Regions from separate parts of the Homo sapiens genome. Here region 2 is linked to region 1. Evidence: chromatin loops called from intact Hi-C (ENCODE). Cell type or tissue: Caco-2. All regions are shown on one strand. Links, peaks and the distances in the headings refer to the core of each region. The heading gives the core; the rest is flanking DNA. Region 1 overlaps RIMS1 (regulating synaptic membrane exocytosis 1). Region 2 has its middle 110 kb from the start of LINC01626.

The links. A loop is a pair of places that touch in the nucleus more often than their neighbours do. Peaks named below come from ENCODE experiments on the same cell type or tissue, not always from the same donor. Only the 100,000 strongest peaks of a DNase experiment are listed, where the experiment ranks them.
Region 2: it touches region 1 in a loop (23-fold over the local background); 5 of 110 quality-filtered maps call a loop at or near these places.

What each region holds. Positions count from the first base shown.
Region 1 is chr6:72,038,337-72,045,206 of GRCh38, reverse strand. The region is part of intron 2 of RIMS1 (regulating synaptic membrane exocytosis 1); the gene reads right to left. Among named protein-coding and RNA genes, the nearest start is that of RIMS1, 160 kb to the right of the region's middle. In Caco-2, for the core only: a CTCF peak has its summit at 2,905 (motif pointing right); no DNase peak of the experiment used is centred there.
Region 2 is chr6:71,531,120-71,537,989 of GRCh38, reverse strand. No RefSeq gene overlaps it. Among named protein-coding and RNA genes, the nearest start is that of LINC01626, 110 kb to the right of the region's middle. In Caco-2, for the core only: a CTCF peak has its summit at 3,929 (motif pointing left); no DNase peak of the experiment used is centred there.

The DNA of each region.
Region 1 (6,870 bases), core at 1,951-4,450:
CCTTTGCAGTCAATTCCCACTCTCTCCCCGAGTCACTGTTTTCTGACCTTATCATTTTTGCTTTTCTTAGCATTTTATATGAATAGAATCCTATAGAATGTAGCCTTTTGAGTCTGACTTCTTTTACTTAGCATGACGTTTTTGATATTCGTCAGTGTTGTTGTATGTATCAATGGTTTGTTCCTTTTTATTGCTTACTAGTAGTAGTATAGATATACCATAATTTGTTTATTCATTCACCAGCCAAGACATTTGAGTTGTTTACAGATTGTGGCTATTATGAATAAAACTGTTATGAACATTGGCATATATATCTGTGTGCACATGTGAGTTTTTCTTCCTCTTGGCTAAATATCTAAGAGTTTGATTGCTGGGAAATATATTAAACATATATTTAACTTAAGGAATTGCCAAACTGCTTTCCAAAGTAGCTTTCCATTTTATGTTCCCAACATCAACCTGTGATAATCTCAACTACACCAAGATTTTGTCCACACTTGTTAATGTTTGTGTTTTTAATTTTAGCCACTCTAGTGGGTATGAAGGGTATGCTGCTGTGGTTTTGATTTGTATTTCTCTGGTGACTAAAGATGTTGCACATCTTTTCATATGCTAATTTGCCATGATCATCTTTGAAGGGTTTGTTCAAATATTTTGCCCATTATCAGGGGGGTCGTTTGCTGTCTTATTATTTAGTTATTTTTGGTATATGTCTTTTATTAAAAATGTGCTTTATAAACTTTTTCTTTAAGTCTGGTTTTCAGTCATTTTCTGAACAGTGTCTTTCAAGGAACTGAAATTTTAATTTTGATGAAATACAATTTATCAATTTTTTCCTTTTATGTTTTATGCTTTTGTGGCCATTCCAAGAAATGTTCACCCAATTAAAAGACAAAAATATTTTCTCTGATGTTTTATTTTAATAGTTTTCTAGTTTTAGCTCTGATACTTAGGTTTATAATCCATTTTGAGTTAATTTTTATATACGGTGTGAGGTAAAGGTCTAATTTTTTTTGTTGTTTTCTTTTGTAGCTGGATATCCAGTTGTTTCAGCAATGTCTATTTAATTACTTTAGCATATTTGAAAAGTTTTCCACACTTAATTAAAAAACCTATTTATTTTTAAACATTTACTGATTTCTCAGAAAAATACACACCAGTTTTTAATAAATCCTTTAATAAATTTTTAATAATATATTAAAATGTTAATTACATCATTAAAAAGAAAAAGCTGGCAAAGCAAAACAGTGTATACATATCTGGACTATATGTACCAAAATATACACACAGGGGTTGTTGGGTTAATCATGGGTAATTTTACTTTTCTTTTATGTGTTTCATTAAATTTTTCTTCATTAATGTATATATAAATTACAATAAACACTTTGAAATTTTATTCATTAAATTTTTGATTCCATGCTTCTTCAGAGTTACCTTTTTATTTAAGCTATGAGTAGAATTAATAATTACATCAGTAAATAAAGTAAGGTTGTACTCAGTCAGGCAGAAAAGGGGGAAAAAAGTCTAGTTAATAGTACATTAGCATTTACTAAAAGCAACATCAGATTATATTTGACAATTTTACTGTGAAATTAATGTTCTCAAAGGAACACACTCAGAATTTTAAAGTTAAACCAAATGTTCTCAACAGAACATATCCTTAAGAAGATAAAAAGTCAATGAATGATTTAGCCATAAAATTTCATTGTGCCATAACATCCAATTTTAATGTTGTTCTAGTTTTGACCTCCTTCCTCACACTCACAGGTCATCAGGAACTTTCCACTAGTATCATACAGTCCATACAAAACATAAAGAATAATTGTTTGATTTTCTTTTAAAAGATTTTCTTCCTAGATTTTAAAGTAGAAAGATAAAAATGACAACTATAAACATTTCTCTTTCTTTATCATACCTTTTCTCTTTCCTATTTCATAAGAATGATAGTTTTGGCAGGGAGAAACTTGCCTTTTCAGGAATTTCTTATTTGCATTCACAGTGTCAGTGATGTAAGTGATCTTGCAGGCGTGTGTGTGTGTGTGTGTGTGTGTGCATGCAAGTTCTATGACTATAGCATTATACAGCACAGAGTCTAAGATAAATTGAAACATGGCAAAAATTATAATTAGTACCAAGTGGGTGTAGTGTAAGAGCTAAAAAAGCAAAGTAGAAGTTGGAATTCATTTTCATATCCAATTCAAGTGTCTGAAGCTAGCTCTTGGGTGATTTCTGATTGTTAAAATTATATTTCTTTTGAGCATTTTGAGTAGTAAAAGGATATTGCTTTTTCCACTGACTAATTTCACGGAATACTTATTTGGCCAAGTATTGTGGGTGGTCATTTTACATCTTATTCAAACATCATTTGGGGAAAATCTGGGGACCCATTTTTAAGTTTTTATCGTGGTCTGCATATTAAAAGCATTTATAATGTGAAAGGGAAAGGCAACTCCATTAGAAATACTCCTAAAGATAGAACAGATTGTTATTTATTTGTAAATCCTAAGCACAATATGTTAACCTCAACAGAGGAAAAACTTAGAAAAGAAATGCAGCATGCAGAGAAAGTACAAGTGTTATACAGCACTGTTAGTAATTTGGAAAAATTGGAGACACCCTATGTGGTATGTGGGTAAAGAAATTTAAAAATAAATTACGGCACATGTATACAAGGAAATATTCTCCAAATATTAAACATAATGTGGTTCAAGAACACTCATTGATATAAAATGTTATATATAATTTAAGACCTGATTAAACATGGAAATAAAATTGGGACTAATTTTTATAACTGTTTTATATTTATCCAGTATCTTAAAAAATCTTTGTAAGTAACAGTAGAAACTTGTGAGATCTTAAGGCACAGCTATTGGAATAATACTTCCGTAAAAGTATGTTGCCATAGCCTTTCTCCATAAGAGGGCAGCTCCTGATCAGCAGGGTTTCTTCTCTCAACTGTAGTGAGTGTGCAGCAGAGACCTCTTTCTACTATTAATACAAGACACTTTAGCTTTCTATAGTGTCTGATCTGGGTTGAAAGTTTAGTCAATTTGTGACAAAACTAATACCAATATTGTGTGTTATCTTAAAATATGCTCATTTAGAAAAAATGTTTTCGTGATACCAAGAAATATTTAACTATAAGAAGACAAAAATATAAAGCAAGACTTGGGCTTCTCAGATACAAATGTAAATAAAATTTTCCTATCATGGGGAGAAGTAGGCTAACATAATGGTTTAGAGTTGGAGTCTGGCGTTAGGTCAGTCTTGGTGTGAATCCTTGCTCTGCCATTTATCAGTTGTGTTTACGTAGGCAAATTACCTTATTAAGTCTCCGTTTCCTTAACTGTTAAATAAAATAAGAAGAGTATCTATCCTATAGGGTTATTGTGAAGATTCAACGATGAAATACAAGGAAGATATGTGTTTTGTGTCTGCACAGCATTGAGCATGTGCTCAGTAATAAATATACATCAATGCTAGGGGTCCATACTCCCTGATAACTCATGCATATGCTATAGTTATTTTTTGTTCAGTGAAGGCTTAGTTGTGTGGAAGGAGACCTCACTTGCATGGAAGAGGGAGTGAGGCCACGTCTTATTAGACAAGAGAGAGTAATAGCAGCAGTATAATTTAAAATGTATTAGTAAAACAAATTTCATACACATATAAAGTTTCATAAAGCCCTAAAGTTGAGATACAACCTAAGAAAAGAGTTTGATCTCATTTTTCCGCTTTTTAATAGATAAGCATCCTCCCTTCATCTTAAGTCATCAAGATAAAAACTATAACTTTTGATACCATATCCAGACAGCTTTTTAGGATTTCACAATGTACAACTTTCTTATAAAGCCTTTTCAAAACCTCTATTATCTAAAAATGAATAAAAATCTACAAAATTTGTTGGCATTGGCTGACTTTAGCAGGTATAGCCAGGTATTCAGGTTTTTCTTCATGGCCAGAATGCAATGCTCTGTCTTCTCAATAAGTGTGATTCCAATCAGATGGACAGATAGACAGAAAGAACTTCAGTTTGTTTATTTTTTCAAAATTGAATAATTATGTGCATAAAGCCCATCTGGAGCTACTTAATGTGTATTCCTATGTGCATACACACATACACATATAAGCACACAAGCATCTGTAAGCATGAAGTCAGTCATTATACTCTAAAAACAAATATTAAAGGTCAATTTGTATCGTCTATAAGGTAAGCAGGACAATTTAAAAAGAAAACATCTGAAACGATCGCCAGATAACAAATAGGCTTTTGGGGGGTTGTAGGGTTGTAGGGACACACCAAATATTTTTTAAACCATATTATTATTAATAAAATAAATTACATCTTTGAACATCTGAAAGGAATTTATAAAATTAAAGTTCAAATTTAAATGAATACTAGAAAAATCAAGAGTAAACAAAAGTAAAGTGAAACAATAAAATGGTCTTTTACCTAACAATCTACTATTTTTTAGATTTATTTTAGCTTTTCAAGTTTGTTTAGTCATTAGGTGCTAGTGTATGGTACTAATATTCTTTTAATTGTAGATTCTGTAGCTTGCTGAGACATCTCATCCTAAAACTACTTACATATTTTATATAATAGTAATCAAAATATATGAAACAGTACAGGTCTAATTTTCAGGTTGTTACCTATGTCCCCCAAATATACTAGCCCAAATTGTAAATTTCAGTTCAAGAAATTGTCTAACTTGACTTCAGGCTTAACTCTCAGGGCATAGTGTTTCTCATCTGTAAAATAAAAGTATTGTCCTAAATGCTAGAATTCAAAATCTAGACAGGCATTTCCAAACATCACATTATCATCATGCTGCCTAGGAAAGCCTGTGACTACTATTCATTAAGTCCTGTTATTGCTTTCACTTTAGGTCCAAACAACAGATGGCTGAAAACTGTAACTGGACACCAGGTTCTATCTTCACTAGTCTTCCAGGGGAATTATCATGCATAAGGGAAAATGGGACATAAGAATACAAAGTATAGAAGTGGAGAAAGAATGTAGTTCTACTCTTCATTTTGCAGATGAGAAAGTTAAGGTCCCTAGGTACTAAGTACCTTCTATCCAGTATCATAGAGCCTAACAGTAGCAAAATAATTATTTAAAAAATTTTTTGTGTTAGTAGCTAAACCTATGTGCTGTAAACAATGCTAATTTGCAGTGTCTGTGAGTTTAAGTTACCAGTTCTGGCTTACAGCCTTTAGTTATGCAAAAAAAGTGAAAACAATGTTAAGACAAATATTGTAATAATTTGTATGATCCAGTATTTCTTTCTCCTGCCTTATTAAGCCTGCCCACCAAAGAATGCCATATTAATTATACCATTTTTTTTAAGTACAGTGAATGCTTTGAATCATTGTACCTGTATTAGATAAGTGTCTCTGATACAATACACACTGGGCTAAAACTTCCTTTGGGGTATTAAAAATAATAGTAACCCATTAATATTTCTGAATATACATTTTAAAATGCAAACCAATAACTCCACCCAAATCACAGAACCAGATAGAATATCCGATACAAAAAATATTTTGTCCCAAAACTCCCCTGGATGTTGGATCACAGAGAGTCTTGGTGCTTGGGAGGCAGAGGTACTTTGGAAGCATTTAATGAAGGGCACCTTTTTCTGAGCAGTAAGGAAGTGTTTCAATATTTTAACAATATGGCTCACCTGCAGATGAAGCCATCAGCCTTGCCTGAATACCAAGAATCATTTAAAACCCACTAAAATGTCAACACACTTTGATCAATCCATTCACAGGTTCTTCATACTGTCAAAATGAATGTCAGGTACAAAGGAAGATCTGCTTCAGAAAAAAATTAACATTTTCTCTCTGTATTTGTGAGATTAAGAGAAATATGCCTCATATTTTTTGCTTTTCATTGCCAAAAATATATAAGAATCATTAAATTGGTTTCTATATTTGACACCAATGATGACAATATGCTATAATGTTTCAATCAACATTATTTGAAACAGGTATGTTGCTAATTCACACCTGCACTTATGAAAAATACTGGTACTTCTTTTGGAAAGCCCTTAATGAATGGTAGTTTCTGGAGAAGAAATGAATACAAACAAAAGAGCATTCAAAAACCACTTGAAAACTGTTAGGAAAAGTCAAATAAGGTCATTTTCAATATTGAATTGTCAGTGAAATCCTATTTTAATTTTTTTCAGATTATCACTGCTAATTAAAAGAAATATTTTTTCAAGTTATAAACCGTAAATACATCAGGAGACACCTAAGAGGGAGATACTTTAAAACAATCATTGTACAAGAAGACTCTTATAGCCCAGCCAGTTCAGGGCAATAGGAAAACACCTCATTATGGTAACTTGAAGAAATCCCAACACAAACCACATAAGAGCCTTGGATACTTCATTCCCAGCAGGTTCTTGCAAAGTGCAGAACAGCGAGACATATCCTTGTTATTTCTGATGTACTTGCAGCCTGAACACTCTTCCTTTGAGGAACAAAATATGCAGTTGGGGCTATCTGTTACTGACGCTACTTTCACCACACAACCATTGATTTGCCGCATAACTGACCTTGATTCTTTCCCCTTCATAACCCCTAATAAATGGTTAAGTAAACATTTGTTTTAAAACTCCCTATTTCCCATTTCAATATGAGCTTATAAATGTTCAGTGGTTAAGGCCTAATACATCAGTTTCTATTTGAATTTCTACATTTAAGGTGTTTAAGCCCTAACACGTCTTTAAAGTGACATGAACATTTGAAGGGTATTCTTATCTTTAAACATTGCACTGAATTATGAAAAACTGTTTTCCCAAAGATTTTGAATACTATCTTTTGTATGGCTTTGATATGACAGTGTTTACAAAT
Region 2 (6,870 bases), core at 2,898-5,397, 510 kb after region 1:
GAGGTTCTAGGATTTGGGTAACCAACCAATTGCTTTTTGGCTGGGCAAAGAATCTGCCTACTTCTGCCAAAATGAGTCACATGTGAGCTCTAGTCATCTCTCTGAATTGTTTGTTTTGCTTTTTATAGTTAAATCTTATATTTTAGCTCACTAAGGCTTTTTAACTTCATTTTTTTCACCTAGGATTTTTGCAACCTAGCATCTTACGTTCTCTTCTGCATTTCCTTTTCAATCTTGCATGGCCAGTGTTTTATAACTCATCTCATCATTTTGTGTAGACCTCAACTGCTAACATTATCAGAAACTCACATATGTTTTGTTATGGCATATTATTAGAGGCACCATTGAGGTTTCATCTCATAGAAAATAAGTCACAGGGCTTGCTCAGTTGTTTATTCCTATATCTCTTGTTAGTTAATTCGCAATCTTAGTACCCCTAGTGTTGATTTCTTCCTACTTGATTATTGCGTGAACCAGCACTTCTGAATGTGGGACCTTGTTGTATCTGGTTGTTCAATGTACTCAGTAGTACCAAAAATTCTTGTTCCAGTTACTACATTTCTCATATATATTTGACTCACTCACTTCCTAATTACACAGAATAAAAGAAATGCATATCTATATAAATATAAATTTAATAATAAATCAAGATATTCATATATAAATATTCTCTACTAATTAAAGACAATACAACAAATACCATTAAATTTTTATTTCTTCTCACTTATAGGTGGGAGCTGAACAATGAGATCACATGGACACAGGGAGGGGAGCAACACACACTGGGACCTGTCAGGCGGTGGCATGGGGGATAGGAGAGCATTAGGAAAAATAGCTAATCCATGCTGGGCTTAATACCTAGGTGATGGCTTGATAGGTGCAGTGAACCACCATGGCACATGTTTACCTATGTAACAAACCTGCACATCTTGCACATGTACCCCAGAACTTAAAACAAAAATAAACATTAAAACAGATTTTCTTTTCTCTTCGAATTACTGTGCCCCTTATAATAGACATCTCTTAAATTTTCAAGAATTAAAAAATACTTATTTCCATTAACTCAAATCGGATTGTCACAACTTCATCAAAAGGAGCTTCATTAAGCTGCGCTTTTGTTTTTTTAGCACTACCCCCAACATCCTTGAAAAGATTTCTTGCTTTCCAGCAATAGTAAGATGGTCTTTGCTTATTTTGAATTTTCCATTGCCTAAGGTATGGAATCGGCTACTTCCCTAGGAACGCTGGCATTTCTCTGTGAAGACAATATAAGAGACCAAATCTGTGCACATAGCTATGTGGATTCCCATGTCAGCGGTGGGCAAATACACCACTGCTCCTCTTGGCCACTTTTCATATAGACCTGGAGAGAATATTCCTTTTAAAGTTCATAAGTTTACTTTGGTTTTTCCAATATGACATGATAAATTGTTGCTCCTTAGGTTTTTTTAAAGACCAAGACTCCAAACCAATGGACATACCCCATATTTATAAACCCCTGATAAGTCATTTTCCATTAGCTTGTATCCCACTGTAGTTATGGGGCTTCTGTAAGAATCAGGCTCACATTTTCTCCTTCATGACTGGAATAATTGGGGTCCCACAGGTGCCAAAACTCCTCCCTGACCCATTCTTTGCCATCGACTTGTTTGCTATCCATAGCACATTACCTGTGCAAACTCTGAAGTTTCTAATATTTTCATTGCTCCTTCTACCTTCTGAGCAATCAAAGGTCCTCATGACGAATCAAGAATTTTCAGAAATTCTACTTTTAGCAGAACTGTATTTCTGGTAGATAATTATATTTGCATCTTTCTTTTTCCTTTGTAAGTAAAATTTCCTTATCAGTGAAATGCTCTGTTAAGAATTAGACACTTTCCCAAGCTATAAAGATTTAGAGAGATGCAGTAGGTGGGACATTTGTCCAATCTTCCTAGTCCTTGAGCAACATTTCTGAAGGATCCCCGCTACTAAACAGGAAAGTGGGCCCACAGGCAAGCCACTTAGAAAATGTATATCTTGGATGGTAGCAGCTCTTCTCCTCTTAGTATTTCCCCAGGGGACTTCATTACCTGAATGGAATACTTTTTCCTGCCATAGTAAGGGGCACTTAGTCCTTTGGCAAATCTTAGCCATTTGCTATTTCCTCCAGTAAGTAAATAGGATAAACTGCCTCCTCTGAGGTGTTCTTTGCTGCTCAGTGCCATCCAAGTATCTCCTGGAAAAAAATAGTCTGGAGATATTAATACTATTCACTACCATTATCATTACATTACCAAGCATATATCACAAATTGAGGACTATTGTTACATATAATCTCAATTAATCTTAACAACTGCTTGCAATAATATCACTTTTATTCCATTTTTCCAGATAAGAAAACATAGATGTAGAAAGCTGAATTCACCCAGCTTGAAAGTGGCAGCACAGGAATTAGAACTCACAATATCACCTCTGAGTCTATATTCTTAGCCATTAGCTTGACTTCCTTGTTCCTTTTCATCCTTTCTCACACCCCCCAATTTCACGTTTAGAGAATGAGTCCCCAAAACAGATTTTATATTTCATTAGCCTAATCATAGCACAATTCTATTTAGGTACAGTCCTAGCAACAGCAACCATTCCTTATTTTTAGATTGTAATTGACAGTAACCTAGAGACCACATGCCATTTCTGAACTATGCCCATTAAGTTTATATAACATCAAAAGCTCAACTTCTCTTATTGTTCACCTACAACTTCCCTTCTGCCCTCTTATAGGTGAAATCAATTACAGCATCCTGTTCTTGCCTTTCACATATTGTCAAATCATTTCTCACACTACATGCTTAGTCTAATTGTGTGAATTCCACTCCCCTGAGTTACTGGCTTTGAAAGGTTGCTGAGCTCTGTCACGACCTGGCCACCAACGTGTACACAATCTTCCTAAAATGCTGCCATGGCCTCATTTTGTATTAACTCTTTTCTGTTACTGTGAGGTTATTTCTTCTCTCAGCTCAAATTTTCCCTTTCACCAGCAACTTCATGTTCAAACATGGTATCAGCGATGATTTCATTAGAGTATGCTACAAAAAGAGTGAGGTTGAAATATTAAGAATATACATATATGAATCAACTTCTTGGAAGATAGGTATTTATTATGCACCAAACGTGGGAAAAGAAAACAAAGGAACAGCAGAAACCAACATTAGAGAGAGAGATACATACATGCATTTATGCATATATGAACATGTGTTTTCTTCAATATATCATAAGTTCTCATGAGTATCAAATTTTTAAAAATCCAATTTGAACAGAGGATAATGTTTAAACATTCCAACTTTCGCAAATAACTTTAACATTTCAGTGTTACCTCCCTAGATCTTTCTGATGAGAATTGACATTGGGTTATGCAGAACTTGCAGAGGCCTCAGACTGGGACGATAGACACACAAATTTACATTCTCTTGGACCAGGTGGCTCTACATTTTGAACTTTGTTTAGATATTCAGTGGACTTTCATAATAAATACCAGTAAGAATCTTTTCTATTCCACCTCTGTTTCTCCCCATCTTATTACCTAATGCATGCTTTAAGTTCTCATTTATAATATCGGTAATGACTTCCATGATTGTGAATAATAAAATATCAAAGAATGCCATCAAGGTAGCATAATGGAATTTAAATGGTACTACAAAAATATTCTCAGCATGTATTAGAGAATTCTAAATTAGGAAGAGATCTAATAGGTACCGAAAACAGTTCCTTCATTTTACACTTAGGAAATTTAGGTGTTTGTTTATAGATAATAGTGATAATAGCTTTTAATAATAATAATATATTTTATTAATAATAGTAGCTCTGTAATTCCTGACAAAATTTAGAAGCAAATTTAAAACTTTTAGTTTGGGTTAGAGTGGGAAAATGTGAAAAATATCAGGATTCATTGCATTTCTGAAACAATACTGGCTCCATCTGGTGGCCAAAGTAATAATTCCCAGTCAATAATGTGTTTATGATTAATACACTGTGCTTTCTTGAATTGAAAATGTCCGATTGGGTCCAAATATTGAAGAATTTAGAATATAATCCTAAATTCTTATATATTTAATCTATAGACGGTTACAGTTGCTACCTGTGATTAATTTCTTCCAAAGTGTATATGATTAATAAACTGTAAGTTGAAGTTGAAAAAGAGCCAAAAATCTAGTTTAGAAAAATGAAGATAATTTCCCAACTATCTTCTGAGAAAAATTTGTATTCATCTAAAAATATATTAATATATTTTTTATGAAAAACGGCAACAAAATCCATTACTTTTTAATCAAGGCAATATAATTAGTACCAATTTATTATTTAATATGTATTACCAATTAAAATGTAAAACTCAACATAAATTATTTAGTGATTTCAAAAATCAATGAGGTTAGTACCGTATTAGCATTTGTTCCTGTTCTTTGAACTAAGAAACTAAAACCAAATGAGTTAGGCTGTTGTATTCTCATAGGGAAAATCTACTTTGTTTTTATTATTAAATAAACACAGGCATTCTTTCCTGCTATTCTGTGGAAATTTTGAAATTTCAAGCTAATTGTTTTGTGTTAGTGTCTATTTTAGAACAAGAGGCTTCAACTTTCTTTGGATTCTGAAAAGAGCTTCTAGCACCTTAATCATTTATGAAACTGTGTACTAGTCACACAAGTGGGTTCAGTTTTTGAAAATTCATCAAGTTGTGCAGTTAAAATATGCTTGTATATTATACTTGAAAATGAAAATAACATTTTTGGAAGTTTAAGAACCATTGTTTTTATGTCCCCAAATTTAATATATACTAATAATTAGCCCTACCATAAGCTGAGTTGAATATATGGTAAAGGTTATTAAAACCTTCTGAAAATCAGTTTCTCTAAATTTAAAGTATAAATAACGTCCCATGGGTTGTTAAGAAAACTACTATATAAAATTAAAATTGTCTGGAACTTCATGCTTGCTTCTGAAAGCTACTCAGACGGCTTCTCACGAATTCTTCCTCCACAGCTGGCCAAATGATGTTTAGAATCATCGATGCACTCACTGCCTGAGGAATGGAATTATACGTTTATTCTCACTATCTTCATAAGAAAAGAAACTTAAGAAAATAAGGAAAATAAAAGATATGCACAGTTTAGATAGTATTACAGCACCAGTGTCAAAATACGGCTTTTCAATGCCTCTGTGCTGATTATTTATTTATTTATTTATTTATTTATTTATTTTGAGACGGAGTCTCGCTCTGTCGCCCAGGCCGGACTGCGGACTGCAGTGGCGCAATCTCGGCTCACTGCAAGCTCCGCTTCCCGGGTTCACTCCATTCTCCTGCCTCAGCCTCCCGAGTAGCTGGGACTACAGGCGCCCGCCACCGCGCCCGGCTAATTTTTTGTATTTTTTTTTAGTAGAGACGGGGTTTCACCTTGTTAGCCAGGATGGTCTCGATCTCCTGACCTCATGATCCACCCGCCTCGGCCTCCCGAAGTGCTGGGATTACAGGCGTGAGCCACCGCGCCCGGCCTGATTATTTATTTATTGCCTCTCAGGTCCAAATTCACCCGGTTTTTCGGCTATAAAAACGGATCTGGGCCCTTTCAATATATATATCAGCTGGCCGTGAAGCTTTGTGAGTGGAAGGTGCTAGAGAGACACTGCAGGAGGAAAAGAATTTTGCTTTCTGGTTCCAGGGTACTCACTCAGCAGGTTCCAGCACTGGGTGCTTATGGTACTCACAGCATCACCAATGTCCAGTTTCTGCAGTCTACAGTAGTCAGTAGCACTCAGCAGCCAGTAGCTCTTTCCAGCAACCCTCCCCTCCCACGCAGTGAATTTGTAGCAGAGCGCTTCCAACTCCTGTGGCATGTGCGGCATCTCCTGCGTTCAGTTCCTGCAGGGTATGGTAGTCAGCGCACTCAGCTTCCTCGCCCACTGTCCCTTTATATGGTTTGTTATGGAGCTCCTCCTGTGAACTAGCTCCCCATGAACAGCTTTCCCGGCTCTCTCGAGGGAGGATTGCCAACAAGTTCTGCCCACAGGACACCACAGCAACTCCTCTGTCAGCCAGTGAGCCAGGGAAGTGATCCTTCCCAACCAAGTCTGGATCTAGCACCTGAGCTCTCTCAGCCTGAGGGCGCGCTCCAACCTGAGCTCTCTCAGACCGAGAGCAGTGTCTCTCCTTAACACTGTTATTCATATATTCTTTCCGATTCTTTCCAGTTCTTATTGCCCAACCCCTTGTATTCTAATCCCCGTTCTAGTTAATAATTCTTTATATGAAACTTTCCGTGTTCAACTTACTGCATGGTTACTCTCTCCTGATTGGGTCCAGACTAACACAGCCTCTTATTTTTCAATCAGCTAAGATGAGTAAAGGAATCTATTACGTATATGAAAGGAACAATAACTAGATTGCATTCATTCAATAGAATACTTGATCTGGTTACACACAGCTGTGTGGCTTGCTAAGTTTTCTTCTCAAGGATGTAAAATATATGAAGAGTAGAAATTAATCCTTAACTGATGGGATTCATGCAAACAGTACTGATTTGTGCATGTGTAAAATACAGAAATTTGTAAATCAGTTATTTGTGCAATGAAGCTCTGGAACATCTTGAGAGTTATTTAACTAATCAAATATGGTTCTTTTAAGGAAAGATGTCCAAAGACATCTTGAAAATAAAAAGGATGAGTCACACTAGGGATAATAAGGTTAGATTTTTGTGGTAGTCATTTTCCATTGGCAAACCAGGCTCTCCCACTCTCAACCTGTTGTTTGTGTGGGTTTGACCTAGTCCAAACATTCATCCCTCCCCAGGCCCTCCAGCTCCTCCAAGATATTGAGATGGTGGGAATGTGACACAGGCC